Linked DNA regions of Homo sapiens: regions 1 and 2 are each linked to region 3. Evidence: chromatin loops called from intact Hi-C (ENCODE). Cell type or tissue: endothelial cell of umbilical vein. All regions are shown on one strand. Links, peaks and the distances in the headings refer to the core of each region. The heading gives the core; the rest is flanking DNA. Region 1 overlaps NOVA1-DT (NOVA1 divergent transcript). Region 2 overlaps MIR4307HG (MIR4307 host gene). Region 3 holds the start of NOVA1 (NOVA alternative splicing regulator 1).

Region 1 (10,675 bases), core at 1,985-6,984, 130 kb after region 3:
GAAAACAGTACCTATGACACCTTGTATCTTAGTCATAAATATAAAAGTTACACAAATTAAATTATTTTCAAAGAAAGCATAGTCAATTATAAGGTATGATGTTGTCATAAACTCATAGACTGTGTGTTCAGTTGTTTTATAACTGGCTGTTTTATTTGTAGAGAACATGTATAAAATAAATACAAATGCATGCACAGGTTGTGATCTTTTATTAAGCGTGGCACATATGGCTGTGGCATTGTACACAGTTGTATAATTTTATATCAAAGTCATGTGCAAGCCCAAATCTAAAATATACACTTGTGAACTACAACCTTCCTAATCAATGACTCTATCATAAGAACTTCAAATATGTGATTTATTGTGAAAGTAGCAAAACAAATGGATTAACTTAAATACTCAAATCCATCATTGTTGCTCCAATGTGTTAATATTTTAAGATATTGTAGGACAAATTTTGTGTTAATTAAACAAGTGATAACTTCACAAGCTTCAGTAGCCTCATCCGTATAATACAAATAATAACACCTTCCTCATTGAAATTAAATAAAATTGCATATATAAAACACAGTGACATGTAGTAGGCACTTAAATATTAATTTTCTTCTATTTCCCTGTTACCTGAATGCCTGTGCACTGCCAGTGAACACGTACTACACAGTAAGATTAGGTTAATCTGACTATGACCCATGCAAGTAATGGGATTTTAATCTTTGATATGGGACAAATGGAAGTTAATGAAGTCATAATTTTTTCCTTTTGTTGATATTAAATTATTACAACAATTAACCCAAAGAACCCACACAAAGAGTTATTTCAAATGCAACATCAGGAGATGCCCAAATCCAACATTTCATTTTGATTTCCTATAGCTCTGACCTGAATGCTCTAGCTTATTGAGAAGAATTTTGAAAATTCAAAAGTTAGAAAATTCACTTTTGTATTTCTGTGCACCCAATTTGGTTTTAACACAAAACTAAACAAAATATCAAATCGTTATTGCCTAATGGTCTTGCTTTAGTCCTTCACAAATGCTGTTCTGTCTTCCTGCGGCATTCTTTCGACACTGTCTCTCTCCTCAATCTAGCCACCTGAATCCTACTTAACCTGAAGTTTTCACTTAGACATGATTTTGCTGGGATATCTTTTGTGATTCTACCAAACGGGTAAAATGTTCACCCCTTTTATGTACTTCCACAGCATATTGAGCTTCCCACGCCATTTCTCAAATTGAATTCAAATTACTTTCCTTATATATCTGAAGTATTGATATGTGCTAGACAGCAAGCTCCCTGAGAACAGAAACCTCCTGTATTGATCACCATTGTGTCTCTAAAGCTGTGCATAGTACAGGGTACAATATAAATATTCAATTAATATTTTTTGAATTGAGGCTAATTAGGAAAAGAAAATGGCTAACTTTGGAATTCAATTCAACATAAAATCTAGAAAGAGAATTGTGTAAATCTAAACTATTAATTCAGCTCAGCATTTGAGAGCCTGCTATGAATTTTAAGCTATTAATTACACTCATTCTCTGTAATGAGGATTTGCAGTTCTGAAGAAAAGCTAAATGATGCCTTGTGAAAAACATTCATTGCTCTGTAACTGTTTAATGAATAGTTTTATCACCAGCGAAATTATCAGCTTTGATATCTGGAATCAAATCTTAGACTATCCTGTCATCCCTTACAAACACACTCAGGAGCCTCCAGAAGTATTGTGTTAACCTATTACATGGTTAATCTATTAACCATGAGATGTATGTTACTAAGTCATTATCTGTAAAACAAAATTCTACTGTTTTTGCTGTTTGCCTCATTTATTGATATTTGTCAACATTTTCTGAATTAAAATTTCAAGAACCACATTTGTATATGGTTCTTGACAGAAAAAATGCAAGAGAAGGTTTTTTTTATGCCTTTTAAAGCTTGTAATCAAATTAGGAACATTTTAAATACTAAAACTGATTTTTGGTAATTTAATTTGCCATTACTGTGGATTATTGCAGATTACCCTAGTATACTGCAGCTTAACAGCCAAGGAAAAGATAAGTAGGAGAGAAAAAGTCAGGTGGTTTCAAGGATAAAAGGCTTCCCAAAGAAGATGAAGTTTACACTATGAGTAGTAGAAAATATACCCTCCATTGCAAGAAACAGAAAGTCCCACTCGGATACAAAAATAAAGGGAATTCATCAGCTCCTGTAACAAGAAAGTTCAAAGGTAGATCTGGCTTCTGAAAAGAATTCATCCTGGGATACAAAATGTCATCAAGGATCTGGCTCCATTTGTTTGTAAGCTTTTGTGTCTGCTGCCCTCGGCACGTTGGCATCATATTCAGGCACCTCTCTTCTGGAAACAATAATGATTACAGAATTCCAAACTTCAAACACTCTTCTTACTCTCCAGAGGCTGAGTTATCCTGGGAGAATTTCTGAATGAATTACTGTGGCTTGTGGGTATGGAGTGCATATGCCCCATCCCTGGCTTTGAGAGAGAAGTAAATTCCTCAGAAGATTCTGTATCTCAAATGAAAACAAGATGCTAATAGGAAGGGGAAAGGGGAAAATTGGCGCTGAGAAGGCAACCAATAAACATTGGCTGCACTTGGCTTTGAAGGAAGTGAAGAATACAGGCTTGTATTCTTGTATCTAACTTGTAAGTTTAGATTCCAGGCAGAAGGAGTGATGTGGCAATCAGTAAGAAAAAAATCATGGAGATGATTTTTAGCCAGAGTGTAAAGAAATAGTTATATATTGATGAATTATGTGATCGAAAACTTTTATATGGTCTTGAAGATTAGATTAAAGATGCTAAGTTTAGAAGTTATATCATGGAATGGATACTCTAGTGTAAAATTTGCCCATTGAGACTAATAATTCTCCCCCTCCACCTGCTTTTCATGGATATAGCAGCCAGTAAAAGCTATTCCAAAGATACGAGAACAATTACCAAGACCCTTTTAGTTATGTATACAAAAAGCAATAGTCTTAGGGATGGCTGAAGTTACCTGAGTGCAGATGTTGTAGACTAGGAAATTAAGTATAGCTTTCTTGATATGCATTGTAACCATACTGGTAGTTTCATCTGCAATTTCTAAAACTCCTACTATGGAAAAACTGTCATGGAACTGATCTCCTCATGGCATAGCCATACACAGTTTGAGTTGTTGATGTTCACAGCTGGCAATATTTTTAAGACTGAATAATTACAGAATTTGTTGATGTTAGGTTCTATATTCCAGTGTAATTATCTTCTTGAAATCAAATTAAAATATACTTCTGTGACAGGTAGAAGGGCTTTGGTTGAAAAGAATACACCGTCTCCCTATTATCTAAGGTGGTCTCCCGAAACAGGAAATAAGGTCTAAGGATATGTGTTACACCTTGTTGGGGGAAAACAAATATAAGTTTCTTGTTGTATTCTGTGACTGTTTTATTCTGGACTAGGAACTGTGCATAGTCAAAGTATTCCCACTGGTTAGGAGTAACCTGGTTTTTAATCTCATTTTGACAGCATTGGAAATGGATGGGGAGAAGGCCTGATGAAAATTACTGAGGAAGCCTCTTAGCCTATGTGCTCTGAGAGTAGTGACACCTAGCAGTCGTTGTAAGTAGTTCCCCGTTTGCACTTTACCTTCATTTTTACGCAAATCTTTAGTAAAAACTATGTATCTTAAATATATAGTTTCATCTCTGCTGAGCCATAGGAAATAAAAATGGGTGTATAGCTTATGCCAGGCCAGTGCTGAGAAGAAAACCAATAAACATTTAGGGATGATTCTGACTAATCCTTCAATGCCAGAGCAGTGGTCTAGCAATGGCCCCCACTTGAGGACAGCTGTGAAAAATGGAGGCCTAGTCTTAGGAGGGTCAGCAGCAGTAATGGAGGCAGTGGGGCCACCTGGTGGAGACACTGGAGAGATTGAAATATTCCAGACTATAATAAAACACGCAGAAATGTTACTGAGTAGAGAAACAAGGCTCTCTGAAGGGACATAAGTAATTGGGACATTCTGATGGGGATTATTAAACAAAAATATAATTTATATCATACTCAAAGGCTGGCAAGGTAAGGACATTTGGCTAATAATATTATAAGGAGCCAGGGTAATAATAGTATAAAAAACAGTACTGGAGGAGCATCATATAATACCATTAGTCATGTATAGGGTAGATCATAAGGCAGAATAAACTAAAGATCAGGGTGACCAGTGGAAGAGTGAATGAGAAATAAATACCATTAATGGGTTTTAAATTCCTCTGTTTCAAAAGAATCTGCAAACTTTAGGGTTGAATAAAAATGTGTTTTGTGTGTGGTGTGAGCCGATGGTAGTTGAAAAGAAAATAGTTCAATCTGGAAAAGAAAAATAAATTAGAGAATAAGCTCTAAGATCTAGATCCCTTTTTCCATTTCTTGCCCACCACAGTTCAGTCTAGATCTGAAAGTCACACTAAGTCCCCCCTTCCAAGAACACTGGCATGATTCACCAACACCATGATTTAATTTGGTCTCTCTCTACTTAGAAGCAAAGTTTGATCGGAAAAACAAAACTGAATGTTTCCTTATCATGGCCATGTTTGTACTTCTTAAACTATGGAAGTAATTTTAGGAGACACGTAGAGTATCCAACATCATTCCTCTTTCTTTCTTTCTCTTTCTTTCTTTCTTTCTTTCTTTTCTTTCTTTCTTTCTTTCTTTTCTTTATTTGCTTTCTTTCTTTCTTTCCTTTCTTTCTTTCTCCTTCCTTCCTTCATTCCCTCCCTCCCTCCTTCCTTCCTCCCTCCCTCCCTCTCTCTGTCTCTCTCTCTCTCTTTCTTTCTTGAGACTTCTTTCTTTCTTGAGACAGGGTCTCACTCTGTCATCAGGATGGAGTGCAGTGGTGCAATCTTGGCTCACTGTAACCTATGCCCCCAGGCCCAAGCAATTCTCGTGCCTCAGCCTCCCGTGTAGCTGGGACTATAGTCACATGCCACCATGCCCAGCTAATTTTTGTATTTTCAGTAGAGATGGGGTTTTTCCATGTTGCCCAGGATGGTCTCAAACGCCTGGCCTCAAGTGATCCACCCACTTCGTCCTCCCAAAGTGCTCCAACATCATTTCTATCCCCAGTTGTATTTTAATGGGTATGATGAATTTGGGAATAATAAATTATATTTCTAAATGTCAAGTTATATCTGTTTCTCTTAATAGGAAACAAAAACCTAAATAAAACAGTTTATATTTCCCATGGAATAATTGTATTAGACCCTGAAGGGTTTTTTAAACATTAAATTAATTAAAACTTAATTTCCAAATTGAAATATAAAATTTTATGTACTTATCATGTACAACATGATGCTTTGAAATATATGTACAGTGTGGAATGACTAAATTAGCAAATTAACATGTGTTACCTCACATACTTATCATTTTATAGTGAGAACACTAAACATCCACTCTCTTAGTGTATTTCAAGAATGAAATCTTTTACCTATAGTCACCATGTTGTACAATGCATCTCTTGGACTTATTCCTCCTATCTGACTAAAATCTGTACACTTGGAACAATACCTCTCGAACCCCTTCCTCCACCCCAACTACTCTAGCTCCTCATAATCACCATTCTACTCTCTATTTCTATGAGATCAACTTTTCAAGATTCCACATATGGAGATATATTAGTCTGTCTTCATAATGCTATAAAGAACTGCCCAAGATTGGGTAATTTGTAAAGGAAAGAGGTTTAAGTGACTCACAGTTCAGCATGGCTGGGGAGGCCTCGGGAAACTTACAATCATGGTGGAAAACAAAGGGGAAGCAAGACACCTTCTTCACAGGGTGGCAGGAAGGAGCAGTACCAAGTGAAGTGGGAAGAGCCCCTTCCCTTATAAAACCATCAGGTCTCATGAGAACTCACTCACTATCATGAGAACAGCATGGGGGGAAACCACTTCTATGATTCAATTACCCCCACCTGGTGTCTCCCTTGACACATTGGGAATATGACTATCACAATTCAAGATGAGAATTGGATGGGAGTACAAAGCCTAACCATATCAGGAAATCATGCAGTTTATCTCTCTGTACTTTGCTTATTTCACTCAACATAATTTTAATATGTGTGTTAAGTGTGTCTTAAGTGTTTTTTATTAAGTACAGTGCTGAACCAGAGGGAGAATTAAAGATTTAGGTGGCCTTGCTATGATAAGATGACAGAAATTTGATATGTGGTGTTAGCTAAGGTTTAATATTACCAAATACTTTTGACAAATTTTGAATTACTGGTTAATTTACAGCTGCCCATGTGCTTCATTAGCTAGAGAATATTTAGCTCCAATTTCAGAGATCATTTTCAGTTTTAGTAATTATAATCCCTCTATGATTTAATTTTTATCATTTGTCTGTGGGTCCATGACACAGAAAAATGGACAAAATATTGTGTGCAATTATATTAAAGTGACTTTTAAATAATGTAAAACACAGTGGAAAATTAATATTTTCAAATAGGAGAAATCCTTGTGTTACTATTATAAGAGTTTTGTTTTTTTAATTAGCCTAAAGTCATTAAGAATCTTAGATAACATTGTCTTTTCCAATACTACTTCTTTAGAAGAATTCAAATTATTTTTGCTAAATATCTTTATTAAAGATCTAATCTTAAAGTATTTAAGTTGCTAAGTGATGGTAGATAAGTTGGTGGTTTCCTATTTTCTCTAATGCTAAAGTTAAGGATGATAAAAGATATTTCAAAGTACTTTAAATTGTGCAGGAACATTTTTTTGAACAGCTTGACAATATTGTATATTCATAAAATAGCTCTTTAAAAAACAAATTTGAATATTTCTTTTGCTAACAACTTTTGTGACTTATATTTGGGAAATGTTTGGAAAATTCAATAAAAGCAAACATTATTATAAACAAGTTTCACATAAAACTTGGTAGCATAATTATATTATTAGAGGTAAAGTTTTTCTCCTTTCTCTTTTTCCTTCTCTCCTCCTCCTATTAATGGAAATAACTCCATTTGGATTGAGAAATAAAAATGTCAGTCTACTACAACATTGTAGTGTAGAGTTATCTTAGATATATGAGTTTTTTAGCTCTTGCCATATGCAAATGAAGAGAAAAGCATGGATGATAATTTTCTTGAGGGCATGGTGCCTGTCTTTTATTTATTATATTCTCTGTGCTAACATAGTAGAGCATAATAGTCACTTCTGTTATGAATTCCAGTAAAATAACCATATAAATATAACCCCGAACCTCACTTCTGATTGCTGGTTTAAACTTAAGACAAGGTTTAGGCTGGGCATGGTGGCTCACGCCTATAATCCCAGCACTTTGGGAGGCCGTGGCGGGCGGATTATGAGGTCAGGAGATCAAGACCATCCTGGCTGACATGGTGAAACCCCGTCTCAACTAAAAATACAAAAAAAAAAAAAAGGTTTAGAATTTCAGGATTCCTTGACTCCTTTTATAATATTAGTTAATTTCATAGTATTTTTCTTGATCATTCAGGTTAGTTATCATGTCCATTATTTTTCATTGTTTTCTGTTAATACTTTATGTCTTTTCTAATATAACCATGCAGTTTCCTGGACTTAGCATCTGGAAATAAATTTCAAAATTTTGAAGTGATTTTCCACCGTTTTTTAAAGCAAAATATTAAAGTTGACTTTTAAGTAGAGTTTAATTTCTTTCTGTGACAGAAGACCACTTAAATTATCCTAAGACAATGGATGTGAACAGGCACTTTTCAAAAGAAGACATACATGCAGCCAACAATCAAATGAAAAAAAGCTCTACATTACTGATCATTAGAGAAATGCAAATCAAAACCACAGTGAGTACCATCCACACCAGTCAGAATGGCTACTATTAAAAAGTCAAAGAGATTGCAAAGAAAAAGGAATGCTTATACACTGTTGGTCAGAGTGTAAATTAATTAACCACTGTGGAAGACATTGTGATGATTCTTCAAAGACCTAAAAACAGAAATACCATTCAACCCAGCAATCCCATTACTGGGTATCTACCAAAATCAATATAAATTTTTCTATTATAAAGACACCTGCATATGTATGTTCATTGTAGTACTATTTGCAATAGCAAAGACATACAATCAACCTAAATGCCCATCAGTGATAAACTGGATAAAGAAAATATGGTACATATACCATGGAATACTATGCAGCCATAAAAAATGAATACGATTATGTCTTTTGCAGGAACATGGGTGGAGCTAGAGGCCATTATTCTTAGCAAAATAATGCAGGAAAAGAAAACCAAATGCACCATATTCTCACATATAAGTGGGAGCTAAATTATGATTACACATGGACACATAGAGGGGAACAACACTCACTGAGGCCTATTGAAGGGTTGAGGGTAGGAGGAAGGAGAGGATCAGGAAAAATAACTAATGGGTACTAGGCTTAATACCTGGGTGACGAAATAATCTGCATAACAAAGCCCCATGACGCAAGTTTACCTGTGTAACAAGCCTGCACATGTGCCCCTGAACATAAAAGTTTAAAAAATGTCCTGAGAATATATCATTAAAAATGTTATTTGAATATCACATCTTCTTGTATAATGATTATGGATGAAAAAGCAGGCAAGACTTTTTACCACTAGCTTTGGATGACTTAGAGGAGAAAGTGAGAGTTGAACTGTCTTGTTGATTCCCTAAAGTGAGATAAGTTCTTTCTATATGAAGTTCCTGAACATCATGACTGATGTTAGCTTTCCTAATGGACTTTGATGAGATTTTCATGAAAGTTTTTATGTTCCTAAGTTTCATATGATTTCATATGAAAGCATGATTGTTTAAATATAAACTAATTTCCATAGATATATGATAATAGATAAGTTATTTTCCAAAGCCTATTTTGTTTATTCCTTTGCTGGAACAAACACCCAGGCAATGAGTCAACACAACCAATAAGAATGTTCTCTTTTTCCTTATAATTTTTAATGAAAATATTTATAATAAGGAATAATTTGGAAAAATTCAGCTCATAAGCTAATAGAAGTTGACATATCCATCACTTGCCTTATATGAAACCAGTTTTTCAAAAGTCTATGAAGTTTTGGCAAATATTTGACAATCGGGATGCATGGTTGATGATCTCATTCCACATTAAATATTATAAATATTTCCACCTTTTAAAATTTTGTTTCAAATATTATTGCTTGCAATTTATTTGGAAGGCAGGAACATCTATATGCTTTGACTTTAAGGGTTGTCAAGTTATGTTCATCTTTACTTCAACAGCTGGAAATTCCTAGCGCAAGGAAGGTAAAGACTGGCAAATATCCCCCTCAGAACTAGCATAAATGCAAACATGGTTATTTTGTAAGGCCCTCCTGACACCAGGGCTGTTAAGTAATACTTGGCGTTCAACTTTGGGGCTACTAATATTGAAAACATTTAAAGAACATGAAAGTCTCTGAAAGCCTTATAATTGTAAATGCTGAAGGAGGGACAGTTTCCATCATTCAAAATCAGGAGTGTTAACATCACAGTCAATAAAATTATAAATATGAGATTTGTGGAGATCTTATTTATGAGAACAAGGTCACAAAATCAAAGATTGAAAATTCTGCTGTGAAAAGTTGAGAGTCATCTGAATTCCCTTTATCCAAGCAATAGCTAAAATACATACTCCAAAAGACTCCCTTACATTTTTATTAACATTTAAAATTGGCAATGTAGATAAAACATTGAGAGATTATGATGTGAATTATAAAAATTAGCTGCATTGTGTCAAGTCATAATATCTTGAGGATAAAGAAGATGACAAAGTTATAATAGCAAACAGGTGTTATGTAAGACTTTTATGTATATTATTCATTGAAAAAGGATATGCTTTTTCTAAGGGGATAAAAATTATGTAAAAATATAATATTTCTTTATTTTATCTATGCTGAATAGCACCCCAGGCCTTCCCACAACTTATTTTAATGGATTGAATTTCTGTAGCTCTTAAAATCTCTGAAATAGCATTTTGATATGCTAGGACAATCATTATTTCTTGGTTGATGTGGTAGAAAAATAACTAAGTTTCAAGTTTAGATTTTCTTGGTTCATATCCTATGTTGATAATATCGCATAAGGTGGCCAAGACAGAAATAGGAAGAAAATATATGCTCAAACCTGTAAAGGCTGCTGATAGGATATGCCTGTGTTTTGAGATAGTGCTTTAGATCCTGTTGGTGGGTGCGTGGTTACGGTTATGGAGAGGGTATTGCTGTACACATTAGGTAAAGTAATTTCTATTTGGAGTACAAATTCTAATTACTTACAAAATGGAGAGCACAAATAAACATGAGCTGGAGCCATAATTCCAATAGAACACGCTATTTATCTAATTGTTTGAGAAATTAGATAAATGCAGGAAACAGCAAATGTGTTAGACTTCTAGTAGTTTCTCCCAATAAGTGCTCTTTTCAGACAAAAAAGTTTGCTATAAATTCTAACCACCTCACACTCTTTATGCTTCGTTCAATATATTGTGTACTTTCACGCTTTCTTGCTGTTCCATCTGCCTAAAATGCATCTTTTTCTGTATTTATTTAATAATCACTTACATATATTTCAAATAGGTTTTTCTTAAATAGTCATCCTCAATCCAGCCCCAGGCAAAATTAACCACAGATCTCTAATTGTTTGGTTATTATAAAATTATTT
Region 2 (10,675 bases), core at 1,964-6,963, 320 kb after region 3:
TTACAATTCTACATGTTTGTATATATGCAAATATATATACATATATGTTTTATATATACACATACATATATATATATATATATATATATATATACACACTACAAAAAGGGAGAATTCACTTCAGAACACAAGCAAATCTCTTATGGTATTGAACACAAATCTGAAGCAAAAAAAGTATCATTCAAAAAATATTTGAGACCGTTAACAAGAAACTTGAGTAAAATGTTAAAACACAAAAAACAAAACAAGATTAATACTCAATACATTGGCCAGCCAAACAATAATATATTTTATGAGATAAATATTTCTTACATATTAAACAATAAATAATAAAAATTAAAATTAACCAGGGGACAGAAATTAAAAAAGAATTACACCTAAGAATGCTTTCAATAGGATTGTTATTGTCAGACTAACATAAAGAAATTAGAAAACTTTGGGCTATTTAATGAGCAGGATATACACATCATTATAACCACTATGCATACATACGTGAGTTCAATTATTTCTCTCTCTGATATTATCAACCTCATTTCATGATGCTAGCAATTATCATAGTAGCTAGCATTTATGTTTACTTACTATGTGTATGTTCTTTATACAGTATAAACGGCATGCCAGATATTCAAATAGCAATGCCACCTTGGCAATTCTGTGATTAAATCTGTGTTTTTTACTAAGGTTCAGAAGCTTTGGAATATTCACAGATGATATACTGTACCTTATATCCTTATAGATGATTAATAAGCATGTTCTACTAAATGAAACAGGATAGAAAGGAATAATTTTAAAATTTGAGTCAAGTATATTTATGTAAATTTAATTCATATATAATTTCTCCTGAAAACTAGGCACTGCTCTTAACTTTACTTAGTATTTTCCTCTTTCCTTGACTCTCTCTATGCTAGACGATTCCTTATTTCTCCATAAAACTAAGAAAACATATGCATCAGCATATCTTACAACCAGTGGATACTAAGAGTTAATTTATTGGCACATTTCATGCAAAATTAATAAGAATGGAGGAGAAATAAGAGCCTGAGTGTATTAAATTTTCCTATTAGACTACTACCTGATTTTTGTAGGCCTAGTCATATATTTCTTGGGGATAGAGCAGGGTATAGGACATATTTATAGCTATTAAATATTTATATTTAAAAAGAGAAAGTAAGTACATAAGACCACTGTTAGAAATTTTAGAATTTGTTAGTTAAAAAAAAAAGAAACTTTAAGAAACAGCTGTTTTTGTTTATGGTTTCATTCTTCCAGGAGATAAATCAGATTTAGTGTGGATCTGTGAAAATAGCATTGGAAGTGGAATCAGCAAGCCTCAGTAGGAGCTCTAAACCCTTCAGGAAATTACTGAAAGTTTAGTCAGGGTGCTTTACTTCTCTAAGCCTCAGTTTTCTTATATTTTATACAGAAATGATTATTTTTGTTCTGAGAATCTTAGCTAGTTATTATGAATAATGATAATAATATAAATGAATAATAGAAATGGAAACTTCATGCATTATAAAATACTACAGTAGATTCAGAGCAAGTTAAATAATAAAGCTGATTGAGAAGTTTTGCTGAAAGTGTAGCCTTCCTGGTCCAGAATACACCAGCTGAAATGTCTACTCAGAGAAGCTATAGACAGAGTAACTAAAAGGGTATATATCATTCTTAGGTCAAGAAGGGAAGCCAGAAGTCAAGGCCACAGAAGACACAGGAAACATCATTTCCAAAGTGGGAGACAAAGCTGTTAACAGGAAATTATTTGTAAAGTCAAGAGCCAAGCAAAACAGAAAAAGGACAAGAAATCTATCACCTGTGGGTATGAATGGTTCTAGGGAAGTCTGTTGACAATTGGAGGGTCTCAAAGGCGCTTTATGGTACTTATTTTATGACCCTGAGTCTGGAGTCTGATGAATTAAAGAGGAAATTCTGCTCTGGGCAACATTTAAGAGATAGTATCTCCAGGCAGTAACTTTCGTATTAACTCTCATAAGATTGATGCCATTCTGTCATCTAAAGTGTGGACAAAAGTAGCATTAAAGCAAAATGAAAGGATATACTAATCTTTGCATAGTTAATTTATAGCAATGCGATCTTTTAATCTATGTTTTTCTTTTTGGTCTCCTTGGAAAGCATGGTCATGCAGAGCAGTGGTTCTCCAAACTTTTCAGCACCAGGGACTGGTTTTGTGGAAGGCAACTTTTCCACATTCTGGGGTGAGGATGGGGGATGGTTTCAGGATTCAAATGCATTACATTTATTGTGTACTTTCTTTCTATTATTATTACATTGTAATATATAATGAAATAATTATACAACTCACTATAAGTGGGACCCCTGAGCTTGTTTTCCTGCAACTAGATGGTCCCATCTGGGATGATGGGAGACAGTGACAGATCATCAGGCATTAGATTCTCATAAAGAGCAGGCAACCTAGATCCCTCACATGCACAATTCACAATAGGGTTCATGCTCCAATGAGCATCTAATGCTGCCACTGATCTGACAGGAGGCGGAGCTCAGGTGGTAATGCCAGTGATGGGGAGCTGCTGTAATACAGATGAAGCTTTGCTCACTTACCCACTGCTCACCTTCTGCTGTATGGCTTGGTTCCTAAGCCGTACGGGCTATGCACTGGTACTGGTCAATGGCCCGGGGGTTGGGGAACCCTGATGCAGAGTTTACCTGTAGATTTAAAATAATCTATACCCCACAATTTTATTTTAAGATGAATGCTTCAAGATTACAAGCCAATTAATTTAGCCACATAGGGCACTTATTTTAGTAAGACAAAAAAAAAAATGACAACACAAAAACACCAAACTCCTTTTATTTTTAGAATCCAACAACTATAAACTTAAGTACACAGACAAGTTTTATATTTTTATCCAGTCAGAAAGCAAGTTCATGATGTTGGTTCTAGACATTAAAACTATTGGTTGTTACCAATCACATGAAATAAAAATAATATCAGCAAATATATGAGTTAAAGAATTATACTTTATTAGGTACTAAAGGCCACATAAAGAAGGTCAATGCGATAGTTCTGCTTCTCATTTTAAAGAAAATACAAACAATTCAAATGTCAGTTCAAGCTAAAAGAGAAAAAGCACAAGACTGCACATCATTAATTACTTTGTAAAAAAAAGTACTCAAAACATTTTGCATTCCTAGCAGCCAATTATAAGAGTTCCGATTGCTTTTCATTCTCATCAGCATTTAATACTATCAGTATACTTTAGTCATTCTTATAAATCTAGTAGTGGAATCTCACTTCAGTTATAATTTGCATTTCTCCAATGACATTAAATTGATGTTCTTACATTGAACATCTTTTCATGTGTTTATTTTCTATCCATATATCCTCTTTAGTGACGTGTCTGTTCAAGTCTTTTGCCCATTTTTTAGTCAATTGTTTCCTTCCAGTAAAAAGTGTAGTGAGTATATATATTTTCTAACAAACTCTTGGTTAGATATATGCTTTCAAAGTATATTTTTCTTCTCTATAGCTTGTCTTTTAATTTTCTTACTAGGGCCATTAATGAGGGAAACATTTTTAATTTTCATAAAACCCATTTATCAATTCCTTTTCTTTTATGTGATGTGTTTTTGTGTCATCTTTAAGAGCTCTTTACCTAACCATAGATTATAATGATTTTCTTCTATGCCTTCTCCTAGAAGTTTGAAGTATTACATTTCATATTTAGATCTGATCCATTTTTGAGTTTTTTTTTTTGTATATGGAAAGAGCTTTAGGTTGAGATTCTTTTTTTTTGCATATGGTTGTCCAATTGTTCTAACATTATTTATTGACAAAATTCATTCTCTATTGAATAGTTTTTGCACCTTTGTCAGAAATCAATTGGACATATTCGTGTAGGTCTGTTTCTTGACTTCATTTCATTGATCTATGTGTCTATCTTTTCACCAATACCACAATATCTTGATTACTATAGCATTATGCTAAGTCCTAAAATCAGATAGCATCATTCTTCCCACTTCATTTTTCCTTTCCAACATTGTTTTTCCTGTTCTATTTCTTGTGTCTTTTCAAAGAGATTTTAGAATCAGATTCAGAGTTGCATCCCTTTGAGCTTCTAATCTCCTTTTTTTTTTTTCATTCTAAATTTCTACAGTATTCATTAGGTGAATTGACTACAAAATGGACTGCACTGAAAACACATCACATGATTTCATCGAGGAGATAGGAAACTTGAATCCTTACTAATGAGAAGGAAGTTAAGTCATATTAATAAAACTAATAATATATCAAAGTGATTTTCAAAAATTGCACTTAAGTATTAAAATTTATCCCAGGAGATATACTACAGAATAGTTTCCTGAAACATGAGAGTTGTTTTTTAAGAAGGGAAATTATGAAACGCTTGTATGCTAGAATAAAAAGCTCTGTTAATAACAGAACAAAATGAACATTTAAAAAATGTTTGAAAGTACTGTGAACCCCTAGGGAGCTTATGTGTATGAGAAGAGAGGAAAGAGTAAGAAAGGGAGGGGCTTCCAGTAAATTGACTGAAGGAAAAGTACTAGCCATTTAATCTGCCAAACTAAACAGGCATCTGATGTCCAACAGCTTTGGGAACATTGATCCCCTTATTGCACTGGAGCCCTTGAGTCATTTGCAGAGATTTGATGACTTGCTTTATCGCCCCCTGGAGACATATAAATAGAACAACAAGTGCTTTCCCTGAGAAGATTATTAAGGGAAGTGAAGGGTATTTTTGACAAAGAAAAGTACAGAAATAATAAAGGCCAGATTACTTACTATCTACCTATCTATCTATCTATCTATCTATCTATCTATCTATCTATCTATCTATCTAGTTATATATATATATATATATAGTTATATATATTTTTTTGAAATGGAGTCTCACTCTGTCACCCAGGCTGGAGTGCAGTGGCTTGATCTTGGCTCACTGCAACCTCTGCCTCCTGGGTTCAAGCAATTCTCCTGCCTCAGCCTCCTGGTAGCTGGGACTACAGACACATGCAACCATGCCTGGCTAATTTTTTGTATTTTTGTAGTAGAGACGAAGTTTCACCATGTTAGCCAGGATGGTCTTGATCTCCTGACCTCGTGATCCACCCGCCTCAGCCGCCCAAGGTGCTGGGATTACAGGCATGAACCACTGTGCCTGGCCATACTTTATCTATTTTTAACTATCGCACCTTTTTAGCTGTCATTCAGCTTGGTCCATGTGATGTTTTACTAGATAGACTAGGACATATAAGCAGAGATATTTTAAAGAAATATGCAAATGAATCTTTCCTGGAGAAGCAAAGGTTAAAAATAAAAATAAAAAAACAGTAAACTCTGAGCATACTTTAAATTTTCAAGTACTGTAAAGCCCCCTTTACATAATGTCCTAATATATCGTATCCTCACATAAATTTTTCTGAAAATCAGTGTAGGCATAATTTTGTGATTAGATTTTTTTTCTCACAGGAAGCAGAAAGTACATAGTTCATTTTTCCACTTTGTAAGTACTATTATACATACACAAACGTTTTCAGGCAATGGTAACTTTCATCCTTGTTTTTCTAACCCTCTTCTCTTTTGCTCTGCAGAGATTAGTTATAAATAAAGAACATATAGCCAGCTACATTACATTCCTAGATGCCTGAGTTTCTATCAATAGTGCAATTTTTTGATGAAACACATAGAAAATATCAACATGGCAAACTCTGAGATGTTACCTGGCGCCCTTCCACCAAAAAGGATTTCTACCTCCTTTTCAAGACTGATTCATCTCTAGTTCACAAACAATCTAGCACTGAAATATTTCAGGTACCCACTCCTCTGAGGTCATTGTAAAAGCGAAGAATGAGACAACACCATATAAAAGAAAATTGTGTCACCTTTTCAGCAAATAAAAAGTTCAGTCTCAATTTCGTGCTGAAGTATGAAGCACAGTCCCTGAAGAGACAGCCAGTTTGGTTTGTTATAGCAGGATTTGTAACTGTGGAGGTGGAAAACTTTTTCAATCTATGAAAGATATTGTGAAACATTTACTGTGAAAAAGCTGGAATAATACCAACCAAAAGCTATAAAAGTAAGAGGGGGGAGGCTTAATTTGAGAAGTTTTACACTCTTTTATAAGAACGGCTCCATTATTCTTAATACAGACAAAGGTTGAGTCAAGTTTGTGATGCAGTAAATGAAAAGTTCAGCTCATCTCTTCAAGCGAATCCATACAGATTCACAGCATTCGTTTCTCTCCCTGTTCTTCCTTGCCCTGCACTTCTTCATTTTGATTAGCTCGTTCCCTTAACTGGTGAAGCAAACATTTGTCCTTCAAGTCCAATAAGTTCTAACTGTCATTAATCACAAGTTTCTTTAGTGAGTGTTTAAAAATTCTAATCAGGAGGGGAAGAGTGCTAAAGAGAAAATACGTGGCACTCTCCAGAAGAGAATCAGGGTCAAAAACTAGACAGCTAAGTTTGGAAGTCTCAGATAATTGAAAAACAAACAAACAAAGAAACAACAATCAAACTATAGCTCTCATAGTTTTGTTTTCAAATAGATGTATACATTAAAAAGTCACTTATGTTCCTTTTTTGTGTAGATTAATTTGGGTAAACTGATTGAGTGTATAAATTGAATTCTGTCCCCTTTGTCTAGCCTGCACGCCATCTTTAATGGTAGTAAAGATGTATGAGGCATTAAACAAGAGGCGATAATTTTAGAGAAGAAATCAAATGTCAGAGATTTCAAGAATTAAAATGCCAAACACAAATTAACATTTACAATTTTTCTGTATCTTCACACACAGATTATTATTTAGTAGTTATAATTCTATTAGTGCCTAAGTCTTAGGGGCTGACAATTAGGCTCTAAGGGAGGCATAGTATAATTAGAGTCATGGACTAGTGGAGTCAGGATTACCTCTACTTTAGCTGGAATCTCTTTATGATGTATGAATAGCCAGAATAAGAGGCATTTGAATATCCAAATATTTCATGTGTAGGCATATTTCTAATCCCTTTACAAGGCACCCCATGTAAGCTTCTATTTCTTTTCCCATTTCATTTCAGCCATCATTTATTGAGTTCTATTAGGCATTAGGTAAATATCAGGCTGTGTTAATACAAAGAAGAATACAAATGCTTTTAAGGAATCTCTGTCATTAGGAGAAAGGAGTAAAAAGAGAGAGGGGCATAAAGTAGTATTTTATTGCAATATTCAAAGTGTCATTAAAGGGTTGTATAGGATATCATGAAAAATAGATGAATTGTGTTTAACCTTACAAAGGAGAGGTGTTAGAAGACTCTCTGGAGGAGGTGACATATGGTGCTGAGTCTTAAAAGACAGGGTGTTGATTACCAGGGGAAGAGAGAATGGCATGAGTATGTCTATTTAAGGCAGATGGAAGAGTTTGGATAAAGGCATGTAATCATGGCTTAGTATGATGTGTTTAGTGCTTTCTAAATAGTTGTTATTGCTAAAGTGCAAGGCACACGGGAGGAGGCAAAACTAAAAAGCAGATGGGATGAGGCCATGCAAATCATCATATGCACATTAAAAATTTTAAGTTTTTAGATAAGTTGGAAGTATTGAAGGATTTTAACCAAGTGAGTAATATCAGGTCTATGTTTAAGGTAAATCAATCAATTGGTAAAGTGGAGAATGTATCTGAAGGGTATAGAAGACAAATATCAGAAGTAGATTCGAACATCCTAGGCCAAAGACGATGAAGGTCTAAATTGGAAGGTTGGATCCAGAAATAAGTGGTTGCCCAGATTTGATGCATAATAATTAAACAAAATTGACAAGACTTGTAGATTATATATACAGGTAAAGGTAAGGTCCTTATAAACAAAATACCTGAGATTTCTCACTAGGTGTCTGAATTGTTGGTAGAGCTATAAATTAACGTGGGATTTAGAAGGGAAATGATAAGTTCCATTTTAGATATCTTGAATTTAAGAAACTCCTGAGACATAAAAGTGGAGAGGTTCAGAAGTAGAGTAGATATACATGTTTAATTTTCTCAAGAGAGATCCTGGTTAATGCTGAGTTTTGAAAACGTAAGAACATACAGCTAGAGTTAAGGTAAAAAATGTGGTGATCTTTCAAGGAGAAATTTAGTATAAGAAAACTCACTCAGTGGAGAGGAAAAAGTTGAGTGCACTAGCTTTTAAGAAATAATAGAGTCAAAGTAAATTAAGATTATTTAGAAACAAATTACAGGAGTTTGGTGTTACAGAAGTGAGAGAAATAAAATGTTTTAAGCAATAGAGAATTATCCATAACATTAAAAACAGCAGAGGGAGAAATAAAAATTAAGACTGAAAATGTCTGTTGCATTAAGGAGTCAGCATTGACTGGGTTAGGAGCACAGGAACGCCCCATTTTATTGTGCTTCACACATACTGTGTTTCATCTAAATTGAAGGTTTGTGGCAACCCTGAGTTGAGTAAGTCTGTCGGCTCCATTTTGCTGATAGCATGTGCTCATATTGTGTCTCTGTGTCATATTTTGGTAATTCTTGAAATATTGGAAACTTTTTCATTGGTATTATATATATTTTAATGATCCGTGATCAGTGATCTTTGATGTTACTATTGTAATTGTTTTGGGGCACCACAAACTGCATCCATGTAAGAGAGAAAACTTAATCAATGCTGTGCATGTTTTGACTGCTCCACCGATTCACCTTTCCCTCATCTCTTTCGCTCTCTTTGGGCCTCTGTATTACCTAAGATGCAGCGATACTGAAATTCGGCCAATTAATAACTCTACAATGGCCTCCAAGTGTTCAAATGAAAGGAAGAATCATGCACCTTTCACTTTCAGTCAAAAGCTAGAAATGACTGAGTTTAGTGAGGAAGGCATATCAAAAGCCAAGGTAGACAAAAGGCTAGGCCTCTTGCACCAAACATTTGGCCAAGTTGTGAATGCAAATGAAAAGTTCTTGAAGGAATTAACAGTGCTACTCCATGAGCTGCTCATGGAGCAAGGAGTAATTTTGACTTTCCACTCTTATTACTGAAGAAATACATTTTGTAAAGTGATGGTTGCCATAGATAGTGATTCCTCGGATGAATCTGGGTAAATTTAAAATCTTCTGGAAATAATTCACCATTTTAGATGCTATTAAGAATATTTGTGATTCCTGGGAGGAGATCAAAATATCAACATTAATAAGAATTTGGATAAAGTAGATTCCAACCCTTATGGTTGACTTTTAGGGGTTTAAGGCTTCAGTGGAGGAAGTAACTGCAGATGTGGTAGAAATAAAAAGAGAACTAGAGATAAAATTGGAGCCTGAAGATGTGACTGAATTGCTGCCATCTCATGATTGAACGCATGAGGAGATGCTTCCTATGGATGAGCAAAGACAGTGGTTTCTTGAGACAGAATCTACACCTGGTGAAAATCCTATGAACATTGTTGAAATGACAACAAAGGATTTAGAATTTTACATTAACTTAATTGATAAAGCAGTGACCATGTTTGAGAGTATTGACTCTAATTTTGAAAGTTCTACTGTGAGTAAAATGCTATCAAACAACATAGCTTGCTACAGGAAATCTTTTGTGACAGGAAGAATCAATGGATGTGACAAATATTATTGTTTATTTTCAGAAATTGCCACAGCTCCCCCATTCTTCAATAACTATTACCCTGATCAGTCAACAGCCATCAACACTGAAGCAAGACCCTCCACCAGCATATCATTGTTGTTTATTTTCAGAAATTACCACAGCCACCCCATCCTTCAGTAAGCATTACCCTGATCAGTCATCAGCCATTACACTGAAGCAAGACCCTCCACCAGCAAAAGGATTATGACTTGGTGAAGGCTCAGATGATCATTAGCACTTTTAGCAACAAAGTATTTTTAAATTAAGGTATGCATATTTTAAAGACATCATGCTATTGCCTACTTAATATTAGTGTAAACACAAATTTTATATGCACTGAGAAACCAGAAAGTTCTTGTGATTCATTTCATCTGCAGTCTAGAACCGAACCCCTGGTATCTCTGAGAAATGCCTGACACTTTCAGTGGAGGCAGAAGCCAGGTTGCTGTGGATGCAGAAAGGAACAGCATGAGGAAGGCAGGCTGCCATGATACAGGCAGACTGCATTGTCAAAAATTTAGCATAAGAAGGATGTATGACATGATATCAGTGAGGCAAAGGAAATGTAAACCATTTGTAAATTATGTCATTTTTCTGCTACCTAATATCCAAAGTTTAAAAATTAAAGTACATTTATTTGGTACATGAGCTTTTCTATAAAATGTAACCTTCCACCAAGAGTGGGAAATACAGTGAGCTATGTAAGCTGTCATTGCCACAATATTGGTTTTATTTTACCCTTTTGTGAAAGTTCATTTTGATATTGCTGATAGAGGGGGTTGAAAATAATTCTACAAAATCTTGACGCTGTGCTTTTGAATTAATTCGAGTCTTCTTTTTGAAAATCTGAGCCTGTGAGACCAAGCTATACTTTTTCAATATTTATTAAATTACATTTCTAAAATCTAGGAACTATAGCTGGCTATAATGGATATCCCTATTGGTTAACACAAAGACGATGTGTTTGATTTCTTACAAGTTTTTTTTTTTTAATTATCACTTCAAGAAATATATACTTGGCAGCCAGAACTGGATTCAGAGTAACATGTTACCTTATTACTCCCTC
Region 3 (10,675 bases), core at 3,792-8,791:
ATTAAGAACCATAAAAGGAAATATTTTTATTAAATGTGATACTAGTTTTATAATGACAAATATTAAAACAGTGTAAAATAGACAGATTCCAACACTATAATGAAGGATTCTGTTTGACTGATGTAACGAATACCATATAATAGAATAAAAATAAGTATACTATGATATGTTCTAAAATCTAAGGAATACACGAAAATATTTATTGCATACATCCGTTATCATTTCCAACCAATAATGCATGCAGTAAGCTTTTCGGATTACCTACCTGAACCATCCATTAAATAATTTTTACAGATAAAACCAATATGATTATTAACAAAAACTAAACATATCCTTATGCCAAATAAAAGAATAAAAATAAACTATCGTCACTCTGAAAAGGCATACAATAATATATTCCTCAAACCAAGAAAGCTGTTTTTTACTACAAGGTAACTTGCTATAACCTAGTTATAAAAAGATATATAAGTAAATCAAATTGGCTTGCTCTAATCATGTAAGAAAAAAAAAAAGGTATATTCCTAAACCACCAGAATTAAGTCAGTACTCTGTAAGATTTGATTTTGTAAAACAGATAAATGGATTACGTAGTACAGCAAAAATGATCTACTTGTAGATCATTTTATCTGATTGCAGTAATTGAAGAATACATTTTACAATTCCTCATCACACAATTTTCTCAAGTTTGTTATTTAATACACGACATTGAAAAATGCAATGCAATATCCAGCTGTACAAATTCTCAATTAGTGTACAAAAATGTTTTTTCATTTCAACCATAATTTTAAAAATTACTCATAAAGGCAGGGTTGCTTAAGATATTTTCAAAAGAAATAAGAAAAACAAATAAGCATACAAGGAAATTATATTGGCTATAATTTCTTTAAAGTACCTATCGTTTGAGTTAAAATGTATTAAAATGTCCCGAGTGTGTCTGTATTCTGTGTTACACATCCTGAAGAAAGTTTCCGAAAACACACTAGTATTTTAACTAAACCTTACAAACACAATTACATTCTGCTTAAAAACTTGGGTAATTTGAGAAAATCCATTAGGTTATACAACTAAAGTAGACTTTTCCCCAAATATGCTCTTACCAAATGAGAAACAGAAAAGGGGCTTCATGAAATAAACATTAGGCATATTTGTTCCAGTAGATTATGACAGTCATAAATATACATATATATAGCTTTAAGAACTTCATATATGTATGAAAGACACAAAAACGGGCTTCCAAATGATTTCATTAATCCTCTAAGAAATTCTTTATAACTTGATGATATGATCACAGTTTATAATTTAGCTCATCTGAGATGTACAAGGTAAGTGTCCCTTACGTACATCTGAGTAAGAGAAACTGAAAAGCGCTCAGAGGCTATGTTGAAGAATACCGGGATCTTAAAATTATTCTGAAGACTTGTGGTCAAGTGCGAAGAGAAAGACTATTAAAATTAATGTCTATCTGAAGCAAAGAGATTATCTGTCCAAACAGGTAATAATCCAGTTAAAATTGTATTTTAATACAAACTGTTCAGAATTCTTTAAGCTTCTTATAAACTACGAGGCTTTATTTTATCCTTAAAATTGATCCCATACTGTGTGATTGGTTTCCACCTGTTACCGGTAAAGTATAGACTTCTTTTATCCAACATTTCAACTCACATTTGATCAGGTTACGTCACCACACACACAAAATTTTATTCAACGCATTCCAGCTTTCCATTTTTTTCCAACAGATATTCTTGCTCTATACAAATAACATGCCTCAGAACTATAAATAAAATAATCAATTTCAATGTAATAAGCAAAAAATGTACAACTAAGTGGACTAAAAACAAAAGATCTAATTCTCAGTGCACCCTTTCCAACCCACTGAAAATAAACTATATTCAAATGAAAAGGCATTTAATTTACTATTTGGAATATCCTTGATAAACACCAATTTTCTGTAACATCCCTGCACATCTGATACCACCTCATGTATAATGCAAAAAAGCTATTTCATTTTCATCTATTGACAGTGAATTTAATTTACCATTGCAGCTCTTTTCCTAGAACTATCACGTTATTAATTCTGCAATCAAGCTCTTTTGAGTGCTTTTATTTGTACTAAGGGTTTTCACAATTCCACATTGATTTTTTTTATCATAATATACCTTTTAAACATATGAATGTGAATATGTTAGCAAACTTTCTTAATGCATAAGGAAAGTTTCAGAGACAAGGAAAGCCATCTGCAAAACTACACTCATAGGAAACAAACTTTAGAGGAACATCGTGTCTAATATATTACTTTTTAGTTTAATAAGTTTAATGTTTACAAAAAATACTACATTTAATTTGTAAAACTAAATGATAGTTTCAACCATTCTAAAACCTTCTTATCCAGTATAATGGTCCATTTCTAATACCAAGTGATTGGCTATGAAAAAGAAGTCCTCCAAATGTTCTGCTTACATTCATGCCAGATGTCTTTGCTGTATTAAAGAACTCTTACTGAATTAGATCACTGAAAGCAAATCAGCTTTTCTTTTCCACCAGGAAGAAAAAAATTAAAGCAGTATTGGTTCCCTCAGCACTGAATTAACGTTTTTGACAGCCATAAAGATAAAATAACCTTTAAAAAAATCACAGAAAGCTAGATTTAAATAAAAGCAAATCAGCTGATAATGTTTTATCTAGGAAATGTACTACTCAATTACAGAGACTTTTCCCTTAAACCTAAAATACATATAGTGATTAGCAAAATGTAAGAAAAAAATAGAAAAAGATGGACATGCAGAACTATTTAACACTTAAAAAGGCATACTTGAAAGTGAAAAACAAAAAATTTATACCACCAAGGAAACTTCCCATATTCCAGTAGGTTACTGTACTACACTGTCAACATATTTAATCAAATTTAGCTCTTAAGTTAACATGAATTCTGAAGCATTATTTTACTTCTTGCATAACAGTATAAATTTCCTTATATCAATTGCATTAAAACTGCAATATTTAAAAAATCTGAAGAGGCAACACTTGTCCTCTTTACTTCACTCCAAGGCCAACAAACAAAGCAATGAAGCAGAAAGAGGTACATAATGGATTCAGAAGTAAATGGTCCATTCTTTAAGAAGCCTCCCTACCCCCCTCTTCTGAATTCACTCTAAGCTAATTGTCATTACAATGATGTCTGAAAACTTCAGAAGAACCCTATTTCCTGATGCCAGCTGTCCAGGTTTCTATCTTTAAATTTTTGAGTTTTTTTGCTAATAAGAATTATTCAGAAATACCCGAATCATCTTGCAACTGGTCTAATTCACATACACGGTACAACAATTATAGGAAAAAGGCATAATCAACAATAGAAATAATCTGAAAATTTTTCCACAATATATTCCTATAAAGCAATATCTAAATAAAGTCTCCAGTATTGTTTAAAAATTCTTTCAAGACAGCACACAACACAAGTAGATCTTTCTTTCCTGTGGGGAGCTCATCAAACAATCTCTTCACCATTGCACCTACCTGGGTAAAAATCTTTGGACTTAGACAGCTTGATGGTGGCTCCAGTTTCTTTTTGCAACTGAACAATTGTCTGTCCTCCCTTCCCAATTATAGATCCAGCAGCATAACTAGGTATGAGAACCTTTAGAAAATACTGGCCGTCTTCTGAAAAATGCAAAGAAATATACTCGGTTAACACAGTATTTCAAACTTTGTATCCCCTCTCCACCCTCAAGAGAGAAAAACAGCAACTAAAGCACTGGGTATATAACTGCAGGAAATATGAAGTTAAACATTTTTTGAGAATGAAAATAAGCCAATTACATTGAAAAACAAACAGGTACAAAATGTTTCCCATTTTATAGGATTTATACTTTCAAGCTTGGAATTAAAATATAAACATATTCTATTATTTTGCAGCACTGTAAAAACTGATGACTAAATTCCAGTTGTTATTCCAAACATGGAAATCTTCCAATTCTATCTGTGGCAAAATGAAATGAACTGACCCTTTAACAAAACTTCAGAGGTTTATAAGATGACAAACCTTCACTTAACATATTAAAAAAGAAGAAAAGCCCAGGACTGTAAATAGTGATGAGCTATATTTATTTGTCATTAGCAGACACATAAGGACTACAATTAGCCATTGCCTATATCCTACTTAAAGTCCGCAAAACAACCATTCTCCTACCAAATAATCCACCCAAACTGTGGGGTGTATTCCAAGTCTTCAATAACTGCCAGGAAATAACTCAGTGTGGTGGACTGGCAAATCTAACTAATCCTAGTGCATTTCTTTAGCACTTCTTAGTCTACCGTGATCTCGTTTAAGCTCATTAATTAAAGGACCTTAAGAAGAATTCTGCCAATACTAAAAAGCTTAGGAGTCATTTATATTAAATAGGCTTAAAAGTGACAAAACAGGTAATGTTCCTTTCCCAAAATAATCACAACTTTTAAAACGGAAAGGGGGTGGAAGAACCAGGAAAAATAAAATGAAACGTTTTAGAAAATTAAGCCAACTCCACAAACTTTAATTTCCGTCAACTTGATCACATCTTATACAGGAGACACCCCGGTAAATCCAGCTTTCTTAATGTGAATGAATGTTCCAAATGTTGTGGTGTGCCACTCAAAAGACCCCCATCCGTCTACAATGCATATGCTGGAGATAAATTCACCTCTGCTTCGATGCATTGGGTGCATTGTTAAGATGATTCCAGTGCAAATGAAGAAGCGATATCGGTCCCGTTAAAACTCATCTTCCAAGGAAGCGCAGGATGTTAACTAACAAGTCACCGTTCCAGACACCCCCACCCTCGTATGCACCCCCCTGAAGACAAATCAATGAAATATTTGCACCGACAATCTAAGTGCGGTAAGGGCATGCACTCATCAAGATTTTGCATACTACTTGTGGCCCAAAGCAAGAGGATGGAGAGAGGAAAAACTCTCCGGCGCCCCAGTCATTCGCAATCCGCTACCCAAGTGCCATTTATTTATTTATTTTATCAGACTGTTAAACGCAGCGCGCATCTTCGGGCGGCCATCACCTCACTCCGGGGTCATCCTCCTCCTCCTCCTGAATGGACCTTCTTGCCCAGGTCTAGGATATTTACATGGTCAACCTCTGGACCGATTAAATGGAAAGATAGGTCTATTCCGAAAAACTGGTCGCCATTTTGATGAATGATAAACACAGAAATGGAAATGTGTCGGGGACACCTAGGCGCGGGGCAGGTGCAGGGGAGGGGGCGCGGGGCAGGGGCGCAGGGGCCGCCGGGTTCGGGCTGGAGGTGTCCGGGCCGCGGGAGGGAGGGAGGGAAGGAGGGAGGGAGGACGGCGAGGGAGGGAGGCAGGGGCGGGCGGCGGGGGATGGGGCCAGCGGGGAGGTGGAAGCGATACCCACCGCCCGTATTGGTCCTCTTGGTGCTGCCGGCTTCAGGGGGGGCTTCCAGCGGCCTTTTCCGCGAGTCCGGCGGGTCCAGGTCTATGGGAACCCCAGTGTGGGTCCCGTTCTGCTGGATGGGAGCTGCCGCCATCATGTTTGCAGTTCCTGCCGCTGCTACCGGGAGAAGGTTCTCCCTTTTGTTTTGGCTTTTTCTTTTCTTTTTTCTTTTTTTTTTTTTTTTTTTTTTGCGTTTGGGGTTTCTTAAGGTTTTTTTTTTTTAATCGGATCAATATAAATCTCTTTAGGAAAAAAAGCAATGTTGCTGGTTTGTTCTCACTGGGGAGGGGGCAGGGCTGAGGAGCAGCTGCAGTGCAGTGTCAGAAAGGAGACAGGGGAATGGAGGGGGTGTGAGAGACGGAGGGTGAAAGAAGAAGAAGAAAGGAGACAGGGGGAGAGAGTGGAGAAGGGAGAGGGGCGAGTGAATGAGCGGGAGGAGGGGACCGGGGAGGACAGGCAGAGGGAGTGGGAGAGCGCGAGGGCTGGCGGGGCGCGGGGAGAAGCCGAGGAGGAGGGGAGAGTGAGGGAAAGAGTGAATGAGCAGGAGGAGGGGAAGGAGGTGGATGCCGAGAGAGGAGCGAGCGGCAGAGGAGGGCAGGAGCCGGGAAGGAGCGCGGCGGTCCCCGCGCCGCGCTAGCGTTGCGCTCGCTCCCGCTGCTGGTGCTGCCGCCGCCGCCGCTGCCGGAGCGGTTCTGCCGTTGCCTGGGCTGCTCGGCGCTGCTGCTGCTGCCGCCCGGTCTCGCTCATTATTTCTCCCGCTTGTTGGGGGGGGCTGGCGGGGAGGGAGGGGGGTGGCTGTGAGGGGAGGGTAGAGAGGGGTTGAGTTCGTAGACTCCCACACACTTCGCGCTCGGGTCCCTGCCTCTCAGCAGCGCCGCCGCCTCCCAGCGCCGATGCTTCAGCCGGCGGGGCGGCTGAGGGGTGAGGGGGAACTCCGCGGGCGGGGGCGAGGGAGCGTGTGTGCGCGAGCGTGTGCGCGCGCGAGGGGAGCGCGTGCGCGGTGAGGACGCGCGCCGGCGGTTGGGGCGGGGGCGGGGGCCGGGGCGCTCCTGTGGGAAGGGAGGGGTGAAAGGTCGCTGGTCCCCGGCAACACGGCTCAGGCAAACGTAAGCGGCTTGTCGCAGAAACCAAGGGGTCCACGAAACGCGCTAGGCTAGAAGGCGGGAAGGAGAGATTACTGACAGCCGTGCCAGCCAATAAAATAGAAATGTGAGAAAGGTTCTTCGGGCCCCTTCCCAATCAGGAAACTTGGGTGATGAGGGGCAGCGAAGGGGTGGGGTGGGATCTTGGTCCAGCTGGTACTGGAGCGGCGACAATTTTGGCTAGTCTAAGAAGGGCATTCGAGTGACCGTTGACAACGGGTGGGACAGCGTCAGAGCTGGAGGGAGAGCCAGCACTGTATGCTTCCAGGACTTCTTGCTAGGTGCATTAGTTTTTATTTTTAAGAGTTGGGTAAAAGACATTAATTAGTTAGCATCTCACTCATCGGCGATTTTCTACGGTATGATTTCATCCAAAGAGGATTTCTTAATCGCACTGTGTGACACCGTTAGGGGACTTAGAGTGTCACTCGCCGCCTTAAATCCTTTCGGGAACAAGCCAGGATATAAATAAATAAAGCTAGGTGTGGGTCTTCCCTTCACAAGGCGCTGGTAGGCAGACTAAAGACAGGCAACAGCTGAGTGTGCACACAGAACTAAATATTGAACGAAATACGAGTGTCGGAATAAAATTCATTGCCATGTGCACGGCTTATGATTATACAGATCTTGGACATATCACGGACCTGAACGTCAACCCTGCAACACCGGATAAAACATCTAATGTAGCTGGAATAGACTCTGAAAGGACGTTAGGCATTATCTAAATCAAGTCCCTCATTTTACAGATGAGTAAACTGACTCAGTGAAGTATTTTGCTCAAGGTCGTTCATCAAATTAGTAGTTTAATTAACTCAGTGTTCTAGGAAGCAGGGTAGTAGAAAAGCATGGGATTCGGAGTCTGAAATCTTCCTTGGTTTCTGGTCCTTGTAGGCTGTTTTACAAGTGTATCTTGGGCAAATCCCTTAACGTCTTGCCATTTATTAAGGGCTTACTTACCACGTGGCAAACAATCCACTTTGCATGCTGTGTCAATTACATGCAGTATGTCGTGTAGTTATTACTGTCCCCATTTTATGAGGTAGTTTAGGTTTAAAGATATTAGAAATTTACCCAAAGTTACGCAGTTATAAACATTGTAGTAATTTCAAACTCAGGTCTTCGTGACTGCAAAGGCTGCTGTCTTAAGTATTGTAATACATTAGAGCTCCGGATTCCCTCCCACTCAAAACAGAGACTGAGACTCCAACCAATTTCCACCATTATTGGGAGTCAAACGAGAGAGACTGTGGCAATGTATTCTAAGCTGTACAAAGGTATAAACATATTCACTAGATTTGTAGAATGAAGTTATTCCTTCCCTATACTTTCCACTACAACAATTCAGCCAAAAAGATGGCTTTCATACTAAGCATAAGAAGGAACTTCACTGTAATTATGATATTCTAACCAAGAATATATGCATATCTAGGCAATAACCAAAGTGAATAGAATAAAATTTAATTCCTGATAGATTAAATAGGCAATAGCAAGGAATGCTAACGCTCCTCATAGCGTTCTTGTTGGAAGAATCATCTAGGAGGCATTGGGATTTCTGGTGCTTTTTAAGCAATGAGAGATATCAGTCCACTGAATGAGGAAGAGAATAACGTTTAGTTTCGGACTAAAAGTTCATCTGGACTACGGAAAACACGTTTGCCTCAATCAGTGAAGAAGGTATGCTGAGAGCTGAAAGAAAAGGAAAGCAGGTAAGTTAGTGCATATTGGAAAAGGTCTATTAACCAAAGTCCAAAATTTTGATCCGATGTGTAATGTTATGGGAAACCACTATATAGCCTTCATGACCAAAATAAAGAGGAATTAAACATACAATTGGGTACAAATGGAGCTGTGATGAGGAAAAAAGGTTTGGAATAAGTATGTGGTATTCAAGATAGTAAAAGGCTGATGCCAGACGTTGTACAAAGTGTTCAGTGTACAAAATTATGTAAGGACGTTTTTAAATGAAAAATTACAAAAGGGCTGGTATTTGGCACTAGATTGTTTTAAAACAGTAAACAACAGTGGACAAAGATATTTGAAGGACAGATAACTCAAACATATTACACTAAAGCTCGAGCAAAGTATTCAGTAGAATGTAATTTTGAATTGGAGAAAGACTGAGGTTAGAATTGGAAAACCTTAGTTTAACAAATTTCTAAAAATAAAATATATCTAACATAGTTTAGAAAATATTTGGCATTGCCATGCATCAGTTAAGTTGAAAAAGAGCTTGTAAGTTAAATTGCTTTACAGATACATGCTATTAAATAAAAGTCACACTGTATTCTTATAGTATTTATTTGACCCTTCTCTGATTTCTTTCTTCAGACTTAATATTTAAATACTATTATACCTATCACTCCATGGGGCCCAGAAATGGTAGATATAATTTTTAATGTGGATGGGATGCTGAATGGTAACTTAGGTATGATATGCCAGGAATCACAGAGACTATCCCAAGACCTAGTCAGACATCAAAGTATCAGTCAGCTACGAACTATTAATAATCTGGACAATGAAGATTATCAGAGAATACATTCTAATTAAGCTTCCATTTTTTAGTATATTTTGTTGTTTTTTTAAAAAAAATTATACTTCTACATCATTCTTATTGCATATCCCTATAATTCTGATTAAATGGACATCACAAACATTTTACCCTTCGTTTTCTGCATTTTGTATCAGCTAATAAAGCTGAATAACTAAAAATGTACAGTAGATCTCAGTTTATTAATATTTGGTATGATATACCTTTTATGCTACAAATAAACTGTTAGAATATACTTTTTAAAAATATAATAGAAGCGTTTGACCTTTTCTCCAAAAAGAAATACAATTTTATTTTTTAATTAACAAAGCAATTCAGCTCTACTAATTTAATAATATTTATAACACCTTAAGACACCATAGAACTTGTGTTAGTTATAAGCAACTATGATAGAAAATGATATTAATATGAATAAAAAAATCCCTGTTCTTTATTGTCTTTTATTGAGAGAGTTTTCTTCCTGTTTCAGGCTAAGTAATATAGACATAAGATTTTCTATTTTCAGTAACAATGATTGGCTTTCAAGACAAAGGACAGATAGTTGATATCCACAGATATCCCTAAACTCACTTTGTCTCCATTCTCTTGCTTTTCCTACAATCGATCCTGTTACTCAAAACATAATACAAAACATAAATACTCCCACTACTTGAATGTCTCTTGAACGCTTTGGGAAAACATTTTCTGAATTTGTGTCTCACCAGAAGCAGACCCTGATTTAAAGATTCAAGTGCAAGCAATGTATTTTGGAAATAATTTCAGGAAGCACAGTAGGACATGGGAAGTGAGGCAGGGAAGGGAAGGAAAGCAAAAAAAAAAAAAAAAAAAGTGTAAATTGCCAAGCAAGTTGTCATTGTTTTTAATCTCACTGTGATTTTCTTGGAGCCAGTTTAAAACACTAGCCCTAGAACTATCCCACTGGAAGTGTGAGAAAGCTGAGGTATATATGTACTAGCTCCCTTCAGCCATTGGTCAAGATCTATTCCTAGTGGCATTAACTCAATTCATGCTGGCCAGTCTTCAACTGCCAGCACTGCATCTTTTTCTGAGCACTTTCTCTGGTCACTGGAGTCTGCGCTGCCCTTACACAGGCTGGAAACAGTGGGGCATTAATACCTCCTGGTGTCAGAACATCCCCACGGTGACGGAAAATCAGGCCAGTGGGCCCTAAAATGATAGAGCACAGACATATGAGTGAGGCTCTACCAGTTCGTTACAAGTATCAACCTAAATTTAGGGGAAAAGAAAATGAGAAGACTGTTAATAGAAGGTATTGTTGGGAATTAAATAGTAAGGATAATGAAATAATTTGGAAAGCTTGAAGTACTGAAAAAAGAAGGCTTTATAATTTCTATAATTCAAATACTGTAACCAAGCACTGAGTGTAAAAAGCCTGAATAATTTGTTTTCTCTGGGCTCTTCACAAACAAATTTTTAATTTTTTAAGGTATAAGTCATGAAGAATCAATGTATGTATTCTGATTTTGTTGTTGTTATTGTTTTGTTGTTGCTGTTCAATGTAGCACAAAGAAAATAGGAGCAAAT

What was found. Hi-C counts contacts between places; a loop is a spot of excess contacts. Peaks named below come from ENCODE experiments on the same cell type or tissue, not always from the same donor. Only the 100,000 strongest peaks of a DNase experiment are listed, where the experiment ranks them.
Region 1: it touches region 3 in a loop (7-fold over the local background); 2 of 110 quality-filtered maps call a loop at or near these places.
Region 2: it touches region 3 in a loop (3-fold over the local background); 5 of 110 quality-filtered maps call a loop at or near these places.

The regions. Positions count from the first base shown.
Region 1 is chr14:26,727,548-26,738,222 of GRCh38, forward strand. The region is part of intron 3 of NOVA1-DT (NOVA1 divergent transcript); the gene reads left to right. Among named protein-coding and RNA genes, the nearest start is that of LINC02293, 76 kb to the right of the region's middle. In endothelial cell of umbilical vein, for the core only: a CTCF peak has its summit at 3,874 (motif pointing left); no DNase peak of the experiment used is centred there.
Region 2 is chr14:26,912,685-26,923,359 of GRCh38, forward strand. MIR4307HG (MIR4307 host gene) reads left to right here. Exons shown (of 4, transcript NR_110041.1): 4 at 1,673-2,059. Among named protein-coding and RNA genes, the nearest start is that of MIR4307, 9.4 kb to the left of the region's middle. In endothelial cell of umbilical vein, for the core only: a CTCF peak has its summit at 4,671 (motif pointing left); no DNase peak of the experiment used is centred there; H3K27me3 peaks cover 145 bases.
Region 3 is chr14:26,591,900-26,602,574 of GRCh38, forward strand. NOVA1 (NOVA alternative splicing regulator 1) reads right to left here and starts at 6,134. Exons shown (of 5, transcript NM_002515.3): 1 at 5,402-6,134; 2 at 3,511-3,654. The coding sequence starts at 5,537. It overlaps NOVA1-DT (NOVA1 divergent transcript), which reads left to right and starts at 6,748. Exons shown (of 7, transcript NR_147061.1): 1 at 6,748-8,288. In endothelial cell of umbilical vein, for the core only: no CTCF peak of the experiment used is centred there; a DNase peak (open chromatin) is centred at 6,602; H3K4me3 peaks cover 2,703 bases; H3K27me3 peaks cover 645 bases.